Regions from separate parts of the Homo sapiens genome. Here region 2 is linked to region 1. Evidence: read pairs that join two places in POLR2A ChIA-PET (ENCODE). Cell type or tissue: PC-9. All regions are shown on one strand. Links, peaks and the distances in the headings refer to the core of each region. The heading gives the core; the rest is flanking DNA.

Region 1 (11,488 bases), core at 1,980-9,979:
CACTCTGATGATAGTTTCTTTTGCTGCACGGAAGCTCTTTAGTTTAATTAGATCCCATTTGTCAATTTTTGCTTTTTTTGCAATTGCTTCCGGTGTTTTCCTATGAAATCTTTGCCTGCACCTATATCCTGAATGGTATTGCCTAGATTTTCTTCTAAGGTGTTTAAAGTTTGGGATTTTACATTTAAGTCTTTAATCCATCTTACTTTTTGTGTAAGTTTGAAGGAAGGGGTCCAGTTTCAATTTTCTGCACATGGCTAGCCAGTTCGTGGGATTCATATTCTAAGTAAGGGAACAAGCACAAAGGCAAATATTTACAATAGGTGCTACAGTAGAAATATGAGTAGACGTGGTTTCATATATCTGTTAAGAGAAGAGAGTCATGTCAAAATGTTGGTTTTCATGGTTTGAATACTCACTCAATCCTGACTTAGTAGCTGTGTGACTTTGGACAAGTTCCTTAACCTTTCTCTGTGGCTCAGTATCTTCAACTGTGAAATGGGTCTTATTGGGGCAAGAGATATGGTTGCATAGACTATGCACTGCACAACTCCATCCAGCCATATACGGCACAATTCAACAATCAATGATGAGTACTTCATAGGATAGTGAAGAGGATTACCATATAAAACATTTCTAAAGTGATTAGAATGTTCAGCACATTACAGGTTCTGAGTAAATATTATTATAGAGTGATGAGTTAGAGTAACTGAAGAGACTGATTCTTCATGGGAGAGGAATATTTATGGAGATTTTGTAAGAAAGATAAGACATTGATCCAAATTCATATTTTTCTTTCATCAATTCTAAACTGCGGTTGCTAATATTCCTGAAAAACTAATGGTGTTTTGCTAGCAGAGTTCTGGTCTTACACAGTAGGAGCTCAGAAACTATTTGTAAGCCAAACCAAATGGTGTCACAGTTACTTTAGCACCATCAGACTGATGTTGACACCTCAAAACCCAGTATTGCAATCATAAAGAAGAATTGCAGATTCACTGTTAGGTTTCCAAATCTCACCTGTGGAAAAGAGCTTATCAATTCAGTGTTGAGAACCAATGAGAAGAAACTATTGTTAACTTGGAAAGATGAAACCATTAAAAGAAGCAAAAGCAACAGAAGAAAAACAGGCTGAAGATGGTGATAAGTTTGATACGGACTATGTTGTTAGAGATATTAGGAGATAAAATATCCAAATGGAAGTGTTTATTGGGTGGTTGAAAATATGGACCTGCACCTCTGGAGAGGATTCATATTCAGGAACAGTGATTTTGAAATTACACATATGTCTTTGAGGAAGAAATTTGTGGGAGTGGAAGATCTTGCTAAACAGACAAATTGAAAGTGGTACACATCAAGAAATGGCTACATTTTGAGTGTATGAGTGGAGAAACGACTTTCCTTCAGCCAGTTGGCAAGGGAGAAAGGAGTTTTAAGAATGGAAGTGATATTATATAGTCTCAAATGCAGCAGAAAGATGTAAGAGGATGAGAACTGAAAGAAAAGTTTGATAGAAGGATATAGTTGATTATCTAGAGGGCAAAATGATAAGTACTTTCAGTAAAGTTTTGAAAAAGGAAGACAATTGTGGATTAAGTAGGAGATGAGGAAGTGGAAATAACTTATATATGGTATATAGAAGAAAGTCGTCCATTAGAAGAAAGTTAGAGACCAAAAAATCTCAAATTTTTGTTTTCTAGGTTAAAATAACCACTTTTATAAAGCAGAGGTAAATCAGCAAGTAGAGAGGAAGAGGTCGAAAATGTAAAAGAAAGCAGGAGTGAATCACTAGCATATAATAGCTCAATGAGGAATGATCAGCGACCCTTGTGAATCCAGCTGGACTTCAGAACGTAGAGGACAAATGTTGGTTGGTCTAGTGGGTTCATGACTTAATGTGTTCCTCTTCTCTTTAAATTGTAGGCCCCAGATACATTTCTCACATGTTTAAAGATTTCTCCAGTTAGATACTTCAACTAAGAAATTTTTAGTTCTTCAAGGCAAAAGGAATCATTCATTAGTGTTTATTTTCACTTTTGGAGAAAAAGATTGTAGCACACAAAGCCTGCATTTTGTTTTTGTTGGTATAATGGCATCTCATGGTTTCTTGATATTCTTCTATTTCCCATGTCAAGTGTTCTAATAAACGTTGTAGAAAACAGTATTAAACTCACACATCTACAAAAAAATGTGCTAAAGAGTGAGTGCCCTTACTTAATTTCTGGTTAATAAACTAATGTGAGATTAAAATAGACAAGGAGAACTGTAATTGCATTTTTGGTGTGGACAGCAAGGTCTGTAGAGAGCACAAAGTTTAACAGGTCTGCAGTGAATGAAAAAGAAAAACCCCCACACCTTGACAGTTAACATCACTTTAGTTTATGGCTTGTTTAGTTTTAAATTTTATAAGTGATCAAAAGTTAAAGTTTGTGGATTACACGATCTTTCATTCGCCCTTGTTGATGGATTGGTTCCTGCTTTCCTGAGTTTTTAATGGAAACAATTATATCATATAAGAAACTATCTCACTTGTTTCTATTCCCTGGCATCATATATGGAAAAATACAGCAGTTAGTTGAATTGTCTGCTAGAAAGTGGCCTTTAAAGGAAAATATAAGTGGAAGAAAATTTGCAAGTGTGTACATTAAGGTTGAAGTGAAAAGGGGAAGGGAGAAGGAGGAGGATGACTGAGGTCACATTCCAATTTTTGAAGATTATTTGCTAATGTTCATGAAGGAAGTTACAGTTGCCTCTGAAATGTAGTACAAATTTTTTGAGGTCATTTAAACTTGTATTATAAAATTCAACATGATTAGAGATTGTAGGGAAATCATATCTGACCTTGGCTATATTGTCAAAACAGAATTTTCTATCTAATTTGAATCAAGAAACCTCACTTTTTCCTGTGCAATTGAAGTGAGTATTTCTGGCAAAAAGTATGTCTTCTAATCTAACAGTAAGATGGAGAGATAATTTAAACAAACAGCTTCAAGATAAAACTAAAAAATTAGAAAAATTGCCGCAGATTTCAATTCTGCTTTGATTTTGAAGACCTGGAGAGTGGACATCAGCATACTTTGTTCTACTCAGTAGCTATATTCTTGAAAAGTTGTATCTGAAACCAAGTTCCTTACTGAAAAATAATTTAAATCCACTCAAATTGCTTGAGCTAAAAGAATTTCATTGTGACTCTTCTTGTACAGTGAAGAATGCCTTCATAATGATCATGCCAAGTACATACATGCAGTCATTATTATTATTATTATTATTATTTTTTTTTTGAGATGGAGTCTTGCTCTGTCGCCCAGGTTGGAGTGCAGTGACTTGATCTCCGCTCACTAAAAGCTCCGTCTCCCGGGTTCACGCCATTCTCCTGCCTCAGCCTCCCGAGTAGCTTGGACTACAGGGGCCCGCCACCACGCCCAGCTAATTTTTTGTATTTTTAGTAGAGATGGGGTTTCACCATGTTAGCCAGGATAGTCTCAATCTCCTGACCTCGTGATCCGCCTGCCTCGGCCTCCCAAAGTGCTGGGATTACAGGCATGAGCCACCGCGCCTGGCCTACAGTCATTATTTTTCAAGTTCTGATTTATTTGTGATGGTAGTTTGTTTGCTCAGTAGATCAGGTCTTTTTTGTTTTTGTTGTTTTTTGTTTTGTTTTGAGACAGGTCTTGCTCTGCCACCCACGCTGGAGTACAGTGGCACAATCAGAGCCCACTGTAGCTTTGACCTCCCTGGCTCCAGTGATCCTCCCACTTCTGCCTCCTGAGTAGCTGGGATTACAGGTGCATGCTGCCACATCCAGCAAATTTTTAATTTTTTTGTAGAGGTGGGATTTTGCCATGTTGCCCATACTGATCAGTAAGTCTTAAACTGGTGATCCCCTCTACTTCATTGCAAAACTCATTGATATCCCCAAAAATCAAAGGCATATTTTAATATTTCTCAAAACCAGGGCTGCTAACTCAGCTGACAAACAGGGAAAAAAACTATTATTCCTTTTCCCTCAACCAGTGCCTCCCACTACCCTGCCCAGACCCCAGGGATTCCTGGGCAGATACCACTGTGGGCTACCCTAGCCAGCCTTTTGCAGCCCCATTCCTGCTTGCTTCCCCACACCTCCCCAGCCAGAGCAGACCTGGACCCCAACAGAAATATTCACCCCTAGCGGCAACACTAGCACTCTCTTGGACAAATGTTTAGTGATCTATCCATCACCTGCCACCAGACCCCACTTCCCTTCCATCAGTGGCTATTCTCTGTTGACTGACTCTTCCCTGGAATCACCTTCACATGGTGATTTGTGGGAATTACAGCTCCCATGTTCTTCTGGGTTGTTAAATATTTTGAATATTACCCCCATACATACACTTTTTATGATAATCAGCTTGAATGTTCAGTCTTTTGATACATTTTAAAAGAAAATTCTTAAGTACACATGATTTGAAAACTTGCAAATAATGCATTAATTTGCATTTTAATATTAATGATGCTTAATGTACTCACTACATTGGAAAATACTGTTACAAGTTTTATTAGTTCATTCATCTGAGAGTTAAACTGATATACATATACATTGTTCTTACTTTGTATCAAAGATATGCAAAATACTTGAGTACAGAAGTAATGATGAAGTACCTACCCCTCTGGGAGCTTATAGCTTAAAATGGGATATATATGAGATAAATGAGAAAGGTTTATACCACAGAATAACATTATGTAAATCAATTTAACCAAATAACAACACCAGAGGGAAAGGACTTTTAGCTACCACTCATCATTATGTCCCAATATAATGTTCCAGTTCATGTTGCAAATAGGGCAGCACCCTGGCTATTGTGTGGTAGTCTGTAAGTAGTGAAATAGCTGTGGGGTAAGGCAGTGAGTCTTTCACCTTAGGGAGGGTGCGAGCCCAGACCCACTTGACCATCTATCACAAATCTTGCTGAAGTTCTAAGATCCCTTTCAACTACAAATTTTCATGCTTCCATAGAATCATCCCTGACCTCAGGAAAAAATACAAAAATGGAACAAACAAAACAGAATAGTAAAACCTGAAGTAAGAAAAAAAGAAATGAATTTGACATTGTACAGATCAGGAGAAAGAAAGTTCATTAACAGTTTCAAGATCCCTGCGTTTTCACCCAGCAGGAAACAAATTACCATGAGTTAAGGTGGGGAAATTACTGGCAATTCATTGCCTTCTTTTAAAGACTTTAAAAAAAAATGAGTAAATAATTTTAGACTATTACCCCCTTTCCATGAGAGATACACAGCTAGTTAAACTGCCATGCATATTAATTTTTTGTTTTCATTTTATTCCACCTACCAACTACACAGTGTCTGCTTTCCAAAATTAGTTTGAAAGCCAATGACCTGTGTTTGAACTGGGTGAAATAGCATAGCAGTTCACACCTGGAATAAAAGAATGATTGTGTGTGAGTCTGTTAATGGCTGTGTAGAGCTATATCTCTATATGGAGCTATATAAAAATATATTTTATACATGCCAGATTCATTTAGACTTGAATTGACCCTGTGGTAAAGCAGCAGGAATAAAATATTTTTTTGATAAAGCACTCACTCAAATAGAGAAATGAGCTCTTGCAGTTACCATTTAATCTGTGACTTCTTTTTGAGATGCAGAAAAACTCCATTATAAAGTGCTCAGTTCATCCAGGGACACAGACACACTGTGGGTTATAACACACCCTCATCTGCATGGTGAGGTACATGAGTCAGCTGCTCTTCTCTCAGGAGGGTGGCTTTAAAGCTCCACAGTCATGCATGCTGCCAATTCCAGATTGTCCAAACCTGTAGGTTAGCAAGGACACAGGTGAGCCATAGGTATGACATGTTCATAAAAAGAAAAATATATTTTAATACAAAACATGTCAGGGGAGTGGAGAGTGTCAAATTGAGGACAGGAGAGACCTAGATTCAATGCCATAGTTCTTGGCTAATCTCTGAGAAGCTTGTTAGTCACCCTCTTTCTCCTTCCCTTACTCTCCTGTATCTTCCCTTACATACTGCATAGTCCCTTGTAATTTACAAGACATAAAATACTTCCTTTGTTCATCTGTATACTGAATGTAAGAATGAACAAAAGGTCATCATAAGGACAGCCTGTGAGTTTATGCACTGCATACTGCAAATGACCCACTCCAGCAATGGGAAGACACCCCTAACATTGCTTCTCTCCTTATAACGAAAATATTATTCATCATCAGCTTTAAAATGGATCTTCTCACTCTGTGCAGTCTCCGTGGTAACGTCCCATAAGCCCAGGGTTTTAAGACCTTTCTCCTGTGCTCTAAGCCTACATATCTAACTGCCTAATGGCCTTTCCACTTGAATGACACATCATTCAGTTTCAGTGTCCTAAACTGAAGTTTCAACTCCAAGTCTGTTTTTTTCTCTTGTAGTCTTCATGTCAGTCAATCAGTCTTTTATCCTAACCAGAAATATGTGAGTTCTCATGGATTCCTCCCTCTCACTCACTTTTCAGTTCTATAATCACCCAGTTCCTACATTGTTTGCATCTTAAATATCTCTTCTAGTCCTCCCTTCTCCTTTATACCCACTGCCACTGCCACAATGTTAGCTCCTTCAGATCTCATATTTTCTCACTTTTATTGCTATAGACATACCCCCCGCAGTTATCCTACCTCTAGGCAAATCCCTTCCAAAATGCAGCTGCCAGTGTGATCTTTGTAAAATGCTTTTATGATAAAGTTCAAACTCATTAGCAAAGCACACAAAGACCTTTGTGATGTGGTATTGCTGAATTAAACTACTGGCAGCCCTAGAAAGGTAAAGTGTATTTGATGCTTCTGTGCTGTTCCCTTAGCCCAGAAAGCCCTTCCAGTTTCTGTTTAGTAAAGTCCTATTCATCTTTCACTACTCAATGAGTCATAAGTAATCCCATTAGGAAAGCCTGTGTGATCTACCTCCTCCCTAATTTGCCAGCTTGAGTTTGCTTCACCCCTTCATAATACTCAGTCAATCATAATGTCTTATAATCCATCATAGCACCTCACACAATGAACTCCAATGTCTGGTTTGTTGGGATGTCCGCCTTACTACATTGTAAGCTTCTTAAGGGTAGAAACCAGTTCTGATAGGCTTAGGGCAGTGACCACCAACAGAAAAAGTACTTGGTAAATGTCTAACACAATCTGTTTTACTTTTTCCAGAGCACGAGGCATGCATGAAAGAGATTAATTTACTCCACATGGGAAGTTACTACCCAGGCTTACCAAAAGGTCAGGTTTATATAAAGTGGCGTTCCTTTTTTTCCCCCTTAGTAAGACATTAAAAAAAGAAACCACAATTGAAAAGCCAAGAGCTATCTGTGATACGGAATATGAACACAGAATCAGATTCTCATAGCAGCTAAGCTGTTCCCCAGGCAGTGGTTCTCAAGGTGTGCTTCCAAGAACAGCAGCAGCAGCGGCATCACACATGCAAATTACTGGACTCTGCCCCAGATCCACAGAATTGGAGACTGGGGATGGGGCTTAGCATTCTGTTTTAACAAGTCCTCCAGATGATTCTGTTGTGTATCTAGCTTGAGAATCACTGCCCTGGAGAATGGAAAAAAAAAAAAAAAAGTTCCCACAGAAGGGTTTTAGCAGTTCTAGAGCACCTACTATGTGCCAGGCCATTTATTTTGTTTACCTTATTAACTTTTTCAGGATACTAAATTAGTACTTCAGGATTTAATTCTTCTAAGATATCTTTTATTCCATTTTAAATTATTTTAGAAAGTTCTAATTTTTTTTTTTTTTTTTTTTTGAGGCAGAGTGTCTGTTGCCCAGGCTGGAGTGCAGTGGCATGATCTCGGCTCACTGCAACCACAAGCGATTCTCCTGCCTCAGCCTCCCAGATAGCTGGGATTACAGGCGCTTGCTACCACGCCCTGCTAATTTTTGTATTTTTAGCAGAGACGGTGTTTCACCATGTTGGCCAGGCTGGTCTCAAACTCCTGATCTCAGGTGATCCACCTGCCTCGGCCCTCCCAAAGAGCTGGGATTACAGGCGTGAGCCACCGCGCCTGGACAGTAAGTTCTAATATTTGATAGTAGAATACAGTGATTGTACTTAGCAACAATATTTTGTATATTTCAAAGTAATGGAAGAGAAGACATGAAGTGATACCCACAGATACAAATGGTAAATACTCGAGGTGACAGATACCCCAAATACCCTGACTTGATCATCTCTCATTCTGTGCGTGTAACAAACACTCATGCATCTCATAAAGATGTAAAATATTATGTATCAATAAAAGAAAAAAAAATCGAGATACAGAAGTCCTAAGTTTGCTATAGTTCCTGGCCTGGTAAAAATGGTGTATCCTCTACATGCCTTTTCTCAACACATTCCGTGGGTGACTCCTCTCTTTTTTATACTGAGTATGGCACTGAACTGACACTTTAAATATATTGCCTTGTATCATAAATATCTGAGCTTATCTTTCATGCTGTGAGTTTTTACAGAGCATGAATCCTGCTCTGTGTACAGAGGCCTGCCGCACTCGGCTTTAGATAGTACCTTGCACGTATGAGCTAAACACTTGATAAATATCAGTGGGATGAGTGCATAAATCTTACAATATTTATCATAGTACTATCCAGATTTAGGTTTCCTTTAGGTTTCCACTATAACTGCACAGAGCAAGGATTAAAAGCTTTTTTTTTTTTTTTTTTTTTGGGTCTGAGAAGCTATGGAGAGGAGGAAATGGGAGAAATAATTATGAAAATGGGGAGCTAACCACATTTTTTTCCTCTTCTGTTTTTTAGTAGCCTTTTCGCAAGCCACTTCGACCTGATTGGTGTTTTAAAGGCACAGACATTGCCATTTCAATGTGTGGATCCATTTAACTACGTGGATCCAAAAAGCTAGTTCTTATGCTCTGCCTCAATTATAAAATCTTCTTTGGCCTAAACTTGGCCTTGGAACTATGGTTGTCGGTACAGGCTGGCATGACCCTAAGGTGTCACTCTCAGCTTTTGAGGGTGCTCTGTTCAAAGACAGACAAGGACTTTTCTTTCCTTAAATGCGGTCCTCTGTGACTTTGCTGTTTTAGATTTTAGGATTAAGTTTAAAATGTGTTGGGCACTGACAAGGATAAGAAATTGTTCTTCCTGTCCTCTCTATAGGCAGAAAACCATCTTTTCCAAGAGAGAGAGATGGCAAGGGTGTAACAGCACAGTTCAGAGTTATCAGTCAGCAAGAGTGAATGTGCATAGCCTTCCTCTCAGTAAAGTGGATCCATTTGAAGGAGAAAAAGGAAACAAAAGTCTCTGACATTATATTATTCTGTCAGTTACTGCTTTCTCTAGAAGTAGAGAATGGACCAGGAAACCGGTAGCTGCTTTGATATTATTTTACCTTTTTCCTTTCTTGAGAATTATAGATTCTGTACCTGTTTTCATGGACATGAGATAGCAAAATCCCCTCAGGCACAAGCATGTGAGGGAAAACTGATTTCCCTGCTATCTTCCTGGCTAGAACATTCTTACTTAGCCTACTCACCATGCTAGACATTTTCCAGTCGTTCTAAAACCCTCTTGATGAAGGAATGTAAGTTCCTGGAGCTTGGAAGTAGGACCTTCTATGGGTTAAAATATTTAGCTCTTACCCATAGTGAAGAGCTAACGACATTGATGATATGGCTAATTATAATAGATATAATTAGGTAGGTAAGTTAAAACAGACATAGAGACCAGCTGAAGAGTCTTTATTTTTATTGATTTGTAGGATAAGGAAATATTTTTATATGTGCTATTATTTCTATGGTAGGAATGTTTAACTTAGGGAAAATTAATGGAAAAACAAAGCTTTCTACACTTCTCAAGTGTCCTGCTTCAGGCAGTTTTACCTACAACAGCACTGATGTTGAATTTCACTTTAAGTTGTCACATGGTCTGAGTTGTACAAAAAGAAAGAAAAATTCTGGCCGGGTGTGGTGGCTCATGCCTGTAATCCCAGCACTTTGGGAGGTCAAGGCGGGTGGATCACGAGGTCAGGAGACCAAGACCATCCTGGCTAACACGGCCATCTCTACTAAAAATACAAAAATTAGCTAGGCGTAGTGGCGGGTGCCTATAGTCCCAGCTACTCGGGAGGCTGAGGCAGAAGAATGGTGTGAACTCAGGAGGCAGAGCTTGCAGTGAGCAGAGATCACGCCACTGCACTCCAGCCTGGGTGACAGAGCGAGACTCTGTCTCAAAAAAAAAAAAAAAAAAAAAAAAAATTCCTTAGTGTTTGGATAAAGAAGAAAATGCAAAAGTTAGGATATGTTTAAGAACTCATTCATTAATTATATTTTTAGCCATTATTCTAAAGGGATCTGGGCACAAAGGTTATTCTCTGCAGCATTTTTATTATAGCAGAAAGGGGCAAGTAACCTAAATGTCCACCCATAGGGAATTTATTAAATATATTATGATACATCTATACAATGGAATATTATGCAGCCATTAAAATTGAGATACAATACATATACATTAACATGGAATTAGTGCAACAATAAATTAAGTGAATAAGTAGACTTTAAAATATGTATAAATGAGCCCATTTATGTGAAATTATACATATCTAATATGCACATATATACATTGAGATTCATGACAAGTTCATCAAACTATTTACAGTAGTGATCTCTAGGGTATTAGATTCAGGTGATATTTATTTTCTTCTTAGACCTTTTAGCAATATTTGAATATTTACAAAAAGAATGCATTTTTTTCCAAATTAAACATCTAATCCAGATATAAAAGAGTTAGACATATGAGCTATATAGCTCATGAGCAGCATCTGTTTCAACTTATGTTTTATTTTTCCAATGCAATTCCACATTGCTAGCCTTTTCATTAGTAATAGTTTAATTAATTAATAGGTTTAACTAAACCTATAATTAAACATTAATTAATACCTAATTTAATATTTCTGGTTTTTAAAGTTTTCATAATAGAAATAACTACATAATTCATAAGGAATAAGGACAAATAAAAGAAATACTCTAAAACTTTATAGTTAACAGAGAAACAAAAATACAACAACAGGAAAGCTATAGTAGAGAGAAAGAGACGTGTAAAGATGTCTATAAAGAAAAAGATGAGAAATCCTTTATAAAAGTAGGGGCCAGGTGCGGTGGCTCACGCCTGTATTCCCAGTACTTTGGAAGGCCGAGGTGGGCCGATCACAAGGTCAGGAGATCGAGACCATCCTGGCTAACACGTGAAACCCCGTCTCTACTAAAAATACAAAAAAATTAGCAGGGCGTGGTAGCGGGCTCCTGTGGTCCCAGCTAGCAGAAAGGCTCACGCAGGAAAATGGCGTGAACCCGCGAGGCGGAGCTTGCAGTGAGCCAAGATGGCGCCGCTGCACTCCAGCCTGAGCTACAGAGCGAGACTCCTTCTAAAAAAAAAAAAAAAAAAAAAAAAGGAAAAGGAAAAAGAAAAAGAAACAAGAAAAAGAAC
Region 2 (11,488 bases), core at 1,796-9,795, 190 kb after region 1:
TTATCTATCTAAGCACAAAGATAGCACATTATATGTCAAAAAATTATCTCAGGACAGTGCGATGGTGCAGATCCTAATTCCAATAACATTCCTAGAGTAGTTTTCGTGGCTATTGCCCAGAAAAGAATGCCACAAACACCACAAACTCTGTCCAAGCTAACCTTTGCCCTAGTTGTTGGCCAAGAGAACACCAGACTCAAAGAGGATTCAAAAGTTATGCACTAAGCACAGCTTTCAGCCCTTTTCTACTTAAGAAGTGTGTTTTTAAAAAATTATAGATTTTGGAGAATGGACTTGGAGTACAGACATATATATACACACATATGTTTTTTTACAAAATTCCTTTTTTAACCCAGGGAATTTTGGGAGCATTTAAAAACAAGTCGTAGAACTATTTTCTAATGCTATATGCAGGCACTTTGATTTGGATGAATGTAGGTTCAAATTCTTACTCTGACAGTCTTAGCTGTGTCACCTCAAGGGACTCACTGAACTTCTCTAAGCCTATTTCCTCACCTATCAATAGGAGTGAAAAGAAAATCTCCTAGGAGTGTATTGAAAATAAAATGAGGTAATTCTCAGTCCAGAGTCTAGAATAAGTTGATTACTATAATGATTATGGAAAGAGCCATAAATCACCAAAATGTTATTTTTAAAAAAGCACTGCTATTTTATAGGAGAGGCATTGGAGTAAATCCCAAGTTCTAACATAACCAGTATCGGGGAAATAAATAAAAGAGAATTATCTCTAATTTTTCACTATCCAGCAGCTTGAGTGTATTGCAGTTTACCCTTTCTAGGCCCAGACTTCTGACCATAAAAATGGAAATTATAAATAATGAGATAGCAATGAGTTAGCATTTATAACCGGCATGACTTCTGCCTCCCTTACTTGTGGCATCTCATTTCATCCGTATGAGGGAAATGCCATTATTTCCATGTTACGAGTAAGAGAATTGAGGCACAGAGAGGTTCAATAGCTCTGGTGCTGACGGCCAAATCAACAAACATGTTCCAATGCCTTAGATAATTTTTTACATTCTCCTAGGGCATATGACATATATGATACAGAGGTAATTTTCATCTCTTCCAAAAGGCCCTTAAAAAGTGGTGGAAATGTGGCAGTATTTCAAGTTAAGGGCCTCTCTTCGATACAGGGAGTAGCCACCCATTTAAAGCTTTATCCCAGCTTTATAGACTGAACCACATTGTCCCTTCCAGATCAATAATTCTATAACATATGATCCCAAAATCATGTGGCTGAGTTTTAAGCAAGTATACTTCAGCTGTGTAGTCAAGTAAGTATTGCCCTTTGGAAAGCATTCACATTTAGGAGGGAAGTATACACATTCTGATAATGATGCTATTGTTCAATACAGCTATAGAATTTTCTCTGGGGATTGTCTCTAGGGCTTATAGCACATTTGGTAGATTATTACCAACACAGTAACATTCATCCTATCAGGGCAATTTTTGCAAACAGTCAAGTCAGGTAATGCTGCTTTGGGTCAAAACCAAGGGGTAACTATGATGTGACAAGGCTGCATTGCAAGTGTGGTGTGTGAGCTTTCTCTGAAGGCAGTTAAAGAAAGTGAGCTCCTTCTCAAGATGTTAATTTTGGGAAGCAACTTGTATTTGATATACATACTTCTAAGGTTCTTCTGATTCTCGTTGTCTCATCCAGTGTGTTGGCATGTATTCTCAACTCAGAGTAGTTTTAACTCTTCCATCTATAATAGACAGTACAAATGTCTGTTCTCATTCCAGAACAGCTAAATCTCTGTTACCGATGACCAAAGTCATGGGTAGGGTGGGGGATTTGGAGTTAAGCAACTCTTAAATTTATCAACTGAAACATCTTAAAGGAAAACACTAGTCATGTATTTTTTTTTTCTGCTTGTCATACTCACTTTGTGTCAAACAGGACGATTTACTGTGGGATTTGTTACTTGAAGCTCTTTAGCCTGATGAAAATCTTGGTTCTCTGCTACAAATTGGTAGACTAAATTTGTTGATCAGTTGCTTGCAGTTCACCTCATAGATATGCAAGGTGACCTTCCCTTTACCTGTCGGAACTCTGAACCCAGACAGATCCATATTTGCAGCTAGAGACTGAATGTGGGCAATTCCTGTGCCCCTTCTCTTTTACTGTGTACCTACCTCTATTTTCCTACAGGTAAATGATGCCTGAGAGATGGATGCAGCATAATAAAATTGTTTAATAAATCCTTATTGCTCCATGTTTGGGGTGGTTTTAAGTAACCTCTTCTCCAGAGATGGGGAAAACAAATGCTATTTGGTGTTTTACAAAATGTCTATAGCAGACTCTTGTCTTGCTAATATTTGTAGCTTGGCACATGGAGATACCTCTTGGCTATAATTTTCTTCCCTTCCTGATTTGAGGATTATGGGATAGGGCAAGACGGGGATGCAATGAATGCATTTCTGATTTATCTTCAAGTCAGTGAGCACTTACTTAAGTTGTGAAAGAGTTATTGGCTGATCAGGGCTCATGAGGGTTTAAGCCAAAAGTGCTTACCTCTTGAACCAAAAAGTGATCTTTTTCAGAGCTATATAATCAGTCACTTAAAAGTGTGAATTTTTTTCTAACATTGGATCCATGCAACTCAAGTGGATTCTATATTTGGCTTAGAATTCTCCCATATCTAAAACTTCTTGGAGGGAAGGCAGCCAGTGAATGGATGGTTTGTTATGACTGAAACATAAATTTGTACATTGCCTCCTTAGTTTAAAGCCAAGTTCCTCAATCATATATTAATAACCTCACCCTACTCTCTCTTCCTAGCCAAGTTTATCCTTCTCTACACCATATCAACCCTTGGTGTAAATCAGGCACATCTCCTAATGTTCTCTGCCCCACTTCTTTAAGGTAGTATTGTATATATCTAATCTTAAGGATGAACACACAGAAAATTGTTTCCAAATTGGCCTGGGTGGCAGTGGGGAAATCAATGTAACTTTCATATGCTGACAATACCTCTAAATCCTTATAATTGTCCAATGAAAGGGCCAGAGAAGAAATAGAAATCTTGTATCAGCTGGAAACGCCTTTTCCAATGGGAAAATAATCATGAATTTGGTGTTTTGCAATAGTATGATATCCAAGCCACTCCTTTGCTGGATCCTAGAGGTTGCCTGAAGGGTAACCCAATTAGGCTGGTGCCAGAGTTTGGGTTCATAGGCTAGAATAGGTTAGAGGAAGTCAGGAGCCTGGAGGGCCAAAGTAAAACCAAGCCAAAGTCCTAAAAAAGCTGAGAAACAAAATTTGTCAGTATATTCAGAACAAAGAAGGAGGCTAAAAAAATGGTGACATACCTGCGGTCAAGGGTAAATATAATGACATGAAATCTATAGTGAAGATGGGATAGAGACTCGAGAGATGGTAGGTGATCACTGCAAGTGACTCTTCACCATTTGATGATTTCTTTATAACTCACCTTGGCTGACTCTTGGCAAAAGGGAACAAGGTTGATACAGACATACTGTGGGTTGTCTGTGGGAGGCCAGGAGCATTATGTTTACATTTTCATTTTATTTTTGATATTTCACCATTTATCTTTTAAGTTACAAAGGAAAGAAAAATTTGTCTTTAATACTCCGTGAAACTAGTGCTTGACTAGAATGTAGAGTGAATTTCCAGATACATATGTTGATATAATTAGTATTGAAGAATCATAATTGGAAAATTAGCAGGAGGAACTTGGTGTCTTTTTTGTTCTTCTGTCGTTATTCTGTTGGTTGGTTGGTTTTAACATTAGCACTAACTTTGTGCCATATACGAATAACTCAAATGGTAGCTATAATCAACCGTTTTTCACAGGTGAGGACACTGATGCTCAGAAAGATCAAATCACTTGCTCAGGGTTATGGTTAGTAATTGGCCTGATTTTACAGTCAGGGCTCATAATTACTATGCTGCCTAAATTAAGGAAATAGGTAGAGGTGGTTTGGGTTGTGCTGTCAGGGCCTTCTTTATGATATATGTTTGAAATTTCACTGTTTTCTACAGTCCCAGGCAAAATCACCACCTCGGGAAAAATTTAGGTCAATTCGAATGTAGGGAGGGATCTTTAGTCAAATTCACACTGACCTTGCCTTATCTGAATCCACAGATCTCTCAGTTTCCTGATATGCCTACCAGGAGCCATGAGCTTACTGAATATTGCTCCATTCTTAGCTCTAGCTAAGCTTCTATTCACTTGTTTAAAAACATATTTATTGTGTGCCTGCTATTTGCCAAGCACAGTTCTGGATTACTGATGCTACACCTGAGATCAAATAAGAAATTGTGGTGCAGTAATGGAAGTGTAAAATTTTCAGAGTTTTTAAAAAATTAAACAATCAGATTGTTTTCAAATTGAGCTATTTTCATCATATTGCAGGCATATTCTTGTTTCTATTGCTAGGCTGATTTGCTGCTGGGCTTCTTGGTACCTCTGTTCCCAGATTAAAATGGGAAAAAAAAAACACAAGGAAGTGAGAATGCAGTTTAATTTTTAAAGCAAACATTTCTGGAGTTTTGTTAGGTATTTTACATAATAAAGAAAATTCATTCATTCTCTTTCTCTTTAACATCATCCATTCAAATTTAAGAATCTTTTCAGGATTACTGTTAGAGTTTCACAATGGGATGAAACCATAATTCTTGCCTTCATTCGTTCATATGATGAAAATGTATTGAGCACCTACAATGTGCCAGGAACTGGGGATTAAAAGATTAAATGACCCCCTTCATACTCATATAATCTCAAAGATCAGGAAAACATGGTTCCTTCCCTGGCTGAGCTTTTGATCTGAAGGAGGTATCTGTCCTTATTACTTTGTGAATTCCCATTGAGTAATTACATTACGTTTTCTCAATCCTTAACAATCCATTCTATATAAGAAGTGAGCAAAAATCATGTGGGCATTTCCCCTAAGTCAACAAATTTCATTTTAAACATGTTTTTTAACCTTTCACAGAATAGAACTCTCTTTGCTGGATATTCTACTTTATTTTCTATTTTATTTTGTTATCCTAGTATGTAATAGCTCAGAGCACAATGGAGTGAATTTGTGTAAGGCAACAATTAACTCCTCTTTCCCTCCATAAAGAAATGAACACAATAACAAGAAGAACATGTTAGCCTTGGGATCATAATACATACGGTTCAACTCCACAGTTAGGGGAATGGCTTCTATTATTCTCATTCCAAGGTCTTTGTCTGTGTGTCACATCCATCAATAAGAGCTGTGCATTTAAAGCATTAGTGGGTAAGTTAGCCTGTTGAATACCAAGTTTCCAACTAGGGAAAGAAGGGGTGTAGGGTTAAGAAATAGATTTGAACCTGGAGATGGAAATGCAAGAGGGTTAATGGAAAATCTGACAGATATTTAACTGTAATGTGCATTAATGTAGGTGACTCAAACAATCCCCTTTGCACTCATTCTAATTAGTTTTGCCTTTTCTAATCAGATGTCAGTTGTTATCAGTTTGGTAGAAGGGGGTGGTGGTTCTTTTTGTGAAATCCAAAGGAGGCAAAAACCCATTTAGCCAGTTCACTAATCAGTAAATTTGCACATTAATGGTTAATTAAAGTTAGGCACAAAGACTTGAGATTCAGAAGGTGTTTACTATAAGGAGTTCTGGGTTTCAAACAGAAGACCGTACAAATGTTTAGACTAGTAGGATCAGAGAAGTGTAATGTCAGTGAATCATCTTAACCCTTTTACATTGTGTCTCAAGCAGGAGAAACCAAACTTAAACACACACACACACACATACGCATAGCCTAGGCAGCTCTCTGGATACTAATTAGAGAACTCTGGCTGAATGTTTGCATTTGATGCAATGAATCTGAACAATAAAGTGGTGCCTAATTCTCCAAGCAATAAATTAAGTTGAACATAATAGAGGGAAGCCAATGACTGCTTCCCTGTGCATCCTGCTAAATCAAGTTTTCAAGATCCTCGATGATGAAAGAACAGGGGTGGTTGACCTGTTTCCCCTTCATTCTACTGTGAGTTCTCTCCACCCTTAACCACTAGCATTTTCCACAGTTTGCTTTTCACGGGCTCTTAAGTTCAGCTCCACCTTTATGAAACATGAATTTCATAAACAGGGAGCTTACTGGGTCCTGCTTGGTAGTCCACAGGTCTGTGTGGGTGAGCACAGGAGTGTGTGTATCGCACTTTCTGGTCTTTGGCTCACGTCTCTACTGTGTGACTCTGAGTCTTTGTCCAGTTCTTTCTCCCCTTGGCTGTACTCTCTCTTCTTTGACCCTTTCCCTGCAGACCAATTTTGAACCAGCCTCTTTGCCCTGACTGACTTAAGACTGTTTCATCGCAGGCCTTGAAAGGTGGAAGGGTGGGGACATGTAGCCGCTGGAGTTATTATTGGCAACAGTGGTGAAGGGATGTTCCCATGCTGGGAAGAGGCATGAGGCTAATAAGCTGGCCAGCCCATCTCCACATCCCCCAGTCTCTGGATGGACATGCCCTTGGATAAAACATATCCAGAACAGCTTCTGACCATTGTTCCTGCTTGCCTCTCATGCTTGCTAACTGGCCTGCCTCCTTCCAGTCTTGCCAACATGAAACCAGAGTGAGCATTCTAAAATAGGAATTTGATCATGTCATCACCTGCATAAAACCTTTAAATGGCCTTCATTTTCTCAGGAGAAAGTCCAACTCCATAGGCAGCTTATAAAGCCCTGTATGATCTGAATCCTGCCGAAGTCTCCAAAGTCATTGGTTTTCATTCCCAGCCTTTCTCTTCCCTTGACTCCTACCCATTCACCCATCCTCTCCCCAAACTCATATACACTCTACACTTAGCAACCTTCATAATAAATGTCCTCCAGTTCCTGAGAAGTGTCATGCTTTCTCTCACCCCCAGGTCTTCAAATACGCTGTTCCTTCTGCCTGGAACACTTCTGATCTACTCAGCTTGGCTAACCTAATCCTAAATTTTCTTCAGTCTCAGCTAAGACTTCATTTCCCCCAGAAGGTTTCCCTGGTCTCCTAATATGGATTAGCTCCCATCCTATATGGTCTGGTAGCTCCCTCTGCTTCTTCTCTTTGAGCATGGATTACCTCTCATATATCTTTGTTCTTGTGAATCTCCCCCAACTACACTGCAAGCTAGTTGAATACAGGGGTGGCATCTGTCTTATTCACCACTGTATTCCAACCCCTAACACATCTACTATGTTGCAGGGACCCAAAACTTAGTTGTTGAACATGTGGACAAATAAATTATACCATTGACTTATCGTCCTTTCTTCTGTTCTGGGGCTTTAAGAGCCCATCCCCTCCCCCAACAGAAGTTAGGAACAGGAGCTAGCACTTCCACCTTCCTCCATACCAAGTCTGCTCTCTAAACAACATTTGCCCATGGACCTAGTCTTAGTTTGAGTCCTAGTCCTTCCAGTTCTAGTCAGAGCTGGAAAGCAGAGAATTCCCTCTCAGCTGCCCCATGGATCAAATCTATGAGATGTGATTCTGAAGAGGCCCTATTGATGGGGGCTGGACTGGCCTATATGCTGGGGAAATCATACGGATAAAAGTAAAGTAAGAGAGTTTCACTGAGGATACTCCAAGTGACTTTTTTTCTCTCATCCTGAAGGCAATGGAAAGTCATGAAAAAAACTGCACAGGTAGTTTATAAGCAGAAATATAACTTGTACCTGGCAAAAGGTAATCACTTAATTCAAATGCATTGAATGTCAGTGAATCAAAATTGCTTTGTAGAAAAGTCACTCTAGTAGCAGGATAAAGAACACACTGGAGGGGGGCAGCTCCTACCGACATCAGAATGTCAAGAATTCACCCATCCTCTGTCTCATTTTCTCCCTTGCACCCCACGTGCCACTTCTCAGAGGCCAACATTGAACTTCAGCTCTTGCTCCAGGAGATGTATTCCATCAATCATTGTATCTTACATCTTTACTCTCTCCTTTCTATCTTCAATCATGTTCAAACCCCAGCATTCTTCAAAAATGACTTTCATTAACTCTTGTACCCCTTTGAGCCCCGTTTTGAACCAGGCTTAGAACCGTTGCAGTCAGCATACTTCCTCTCTCCCTTCCCAGGTGCTACTGCCGACACCACTGCATGACCATCCACGTCTCTGCCTCCACTGCTGCTGCCTTCGTGCTTTGATACTGTAATTCTCCTTTTTACCTCCTTCTTTCCAGCTACCTTGTCCCTCCAGATGGTAGTTGGACAGCGTGTCTAAGCAATTCTGCCTTGCTCCATACTCCTTAGGGATGAGGCCAGTAACTGGCGTTCTAGTTATCTCTATTGCTTTTGCCAGACCTCCTTCCTGGAATTGCAGCTTTACCCCAGATACAATCATTTCCTGGGGCTCGACCTCACAGCGTCAGCTCTCCTCCCTATGAATGCCTTTTGCCCTACCACTGTCTGATCCCTACTGGCTGTAACATCCTGTCCACTTTGTTAGGCAGTTCTGCTGGTATCTTGGAACCCCAGCCCTTCACTCTCTCCATCCCCTTCCCTGAGTGTCCATGTTGCTATAATCACTCCTTTTCATGAAACAAAGTTAGTTTCTTCTCCCTCTAGTACCCACAGCACAGTGCAAACCTTTCAGTATAGTTCTTACCATACTGTATTATAATTTCGTTTAGGTCTCTGGTCCACCGAACTGTGAACTCCTGGAGGGCTGGGACCATGACATTGCTTTTTCCCCTCTCTGAACTCACAAAGCATTTTGCATCTCTCATTACATTCATTGCTTTCTACCTTGAATTGTAGTTAAGTCCATACCTTAACCCATCTACTAGACTTCAAGCTCCTGGAAACCATGTCTGTATGTAATTGATCTTTGTACCACCAAGGGCAAACACAGTGCCTGAGAGAAAGTGTCAATATACAGGCAAAGAAAAAAAGGCAGGACAAAGGAAAGAAAGAAAAGAAGTTATGCGATGGGGGTGTGTGTATATGTAGGCTGTATAATCTTGAAATCAACGAAAATGAAATGGGTTTGAATAATTTTATATGAATTTTAATATAAAATATACATTATTGAGAATTTATATATTACTTCAAAACTGTTGCAAATATCTTCATGTCCATGTGACTCTGGCCAACTTACTTAAATTCCCTGAAACTAAGCTGTGTCATCTGTAAAATGACAATGACAATACCTGTTTTTCAGGATTGTTGAAAATTTTCCATGGTGCATGAAATAACCCATGAGATATACAACGAACACAGGGCCTGCGCCTTGAAGGCAATTGACAAACGTTAGTTTGCTTCTCATTGCAAATAAGCACCCTCCGATAAAATAATACAAATTAAATATTAGTAGAAACTTGCAATGGGTGATTTTCAAAACTGAGCCCTCATTTAACTCTGAGTTTCCAAGCAACTAAGGTCAAAAGGAAGAATGTGGGAATACAGAAGTTTTTTTTTTAAATATATGAAAACCATACACATTCATTAAATGGAGGCAAATTTTTCCTGGAAATAAATTCAAAGGTACATTTATCATCAGGGGAATTAGGTAACTTGATGGACATCTTCCACTGGGAATTTTGGAAAGACACCATGACACTGTTGACTTTGATGTTTCTGTTTTTAAGCTGCATTATAAAATCTTATATGAATATTATAAATATTCATATTCATAATGAATATTATGCTTTAATTCAGTATTATACTTTAATTCAGTAAAGGCTTTCCTCCAGGAAGCTGAGATAATGTGGTTATAGGTATAATGTTTTCGGAAGATGTATTTCAATAGTTTTCACACTTTCTTTTAGCAAGAACACGTCTTTCATCCCTTATCCTCCTCCCCACTCCCTCACCCCCTGCCTTTTCAGGATTTTCCTAAGGCACCTCCCAGAACTTTAAGTTCCTTCAGGACTTAGTTTGCAAACCAGTGTTGTAGCTTAACCCATGAAGAGGGCATACAGACCTTATAGGAATGCATAATTAAAATGCCCATTATATTGCCTCACTCAAATAACAGTTTTCTCAAACGAGTCTCTGGCAAACCCATGCATTATGTAAAATGGATTAGACCTGAGGAGTGTCTACCTCAGAATCAGGTTCAGGTTTCAGGGCCAGCTTTCTGAAACCTTTCAATATGTGATAATCTTACTCCTTCAGATAGAACAAAACTATGAACTCCAGGTATGACGCCTGCACTTCCCAGACGAAACTCATTCAAAATCACCATGAAGAAAAAACAATTCAGCAATTGGTGTAGTTATTTATCATTCGGCAAATACTTAATCATTGCCTATATGTGGCAAACCATGCCAACTGCATGAGAAATGTAATAACTGGGGTATGCTGTGTGGTAGGAAGAGCATGGGAATGAGAGACGTAACACAAGAAGTCTGGACCCAAACTTGCTGCTAAGGATTTTACCTTGACTCATCAGGCCTTGCTCACTGCCTTTGTTACAATTTTATTCTATTATTTTGAATTTTATGATTCCAAAATGCAATTACTGTCTTCATGTTTAAATTTGAGTCTTACCTTTATCAAAGTAACACGTAAATATAGTTTGAAAAGACAAATCATATTAAAATGCAAAAGCTATTCCCTGGCCCCTTTTCCCTCACTCTTTTCAGTCTCAGGAGGAAACCACTTTCATCATTTTTAGTTGCTTCTCCTGGTATTTACCATTATGTGCCTAAATGCATCCATACCTGATACCTCTTGATTTATTAACTTTAGGCCGTATCCATTACATCTTATTATAGTAGATGAAGATTTTAGTTCTATTTTCAACCCTTTCTTCCTCTTCCCTTTAGCCACAATATAGTCAGATAAAAAATTTAGATAAGTGTTTTCAGAATTTATGAAGGGATAAATAGTATTTACTGCTGAGATAAGCAGTACACTGTAATTATAATTCTTATCCAGGGGTCATATACCTAACTTTTCTTTCATTTGTGAAGTTTCCTTACATCTCTGGCTGTCATCTCATACCATCTAACAGCTCTGTGAAACATTTCTCAATATGTTTTCCACACTGATACATCTCATCTCCACAGCAGCCCTCTGTGCCCAGCCACAGCCTTAATGGGTGTTCCCTAGGCCTGCTGATACAGCTGTCGTCCTACGACTTCCTGCCACCATATTTAGAGTCTCTTCACTCCTTTCCTTGATCAGGTTCCCTGTTTCTGGATCCCTTTTGTCTCTCTATTTGTTTGTTTACTCTCTCATTTTGTTGCATTTCATCTGATGGTCGCTTCCTGACCAAGGGCGTGTGAAGGGGAAAGTGTTAGAAGCTTCCTAGGTGTCTTTGGTGCCACAGAGTATGCAAAGAAGGGATAAGGAGGTAAGCCTCATTTGTTGAGCACCTACTATATGCCAAGTGCTTTCTCCATGACATTTCTAGGAAATAGAAATAATTTTCTCCTCTTTGCAGATGAAGAGGTTGAGAGTGGAGTGGCTTAGTAATTTGCTTAAGGTTAAGCAGGTGGCAGAACTGGAATCCAGATCCATGTTT

What was found. Peaks named below come from ENCODE experiments on the same cell type or tissue, not always from the same donor. Only the 100,000 strongest peaks of a DNase experiment are listed, where the experiment ranks them.
Region 2: POLR2A ChIA-PET joins it to region 1 with 8 read pairs; 4 of 35 experiments call an interaction of 5 or more read pairs at or near these places.

What each region holds. Positions count from the first base shown.
Region 1 is chr11:96,274,042-96,285,529 of GRCh38, reverse strand. The region is part of intron 1 of MAML2 (mastermind like transcriptional coactivator 2); the gene reads left to right. Among named protein-coding and RNA genes, the nearest start is that of MIR1260B, 62 kb to the left of the region's middle. RefSeq lists an enhancer at 5,749-5,808. In PC-9, for the core only: no CTCF peak of the experiment used is centred there; DNase peaks (open chromatin) are centred at 5,809 and 6,929; H3K27ac peaks cover 5,090 bases.
Region 2 is chr11:96,079,463-96,090,950 of GRCh38, reverse strand. The region is part of intron 2 of MAML2 (mastermind like transcriptional coactivator 2); the gene reads left to right. Among named protein-coding and RNA genes, the nearest start is that of MTMR2, 160 kb to the right of the region's middle. In PC-9, for the core only: no CTCF peak of the experiment used is centred there; no DNase peak of the experiment used is centred there; H3K27ac peaks cover 322 bases.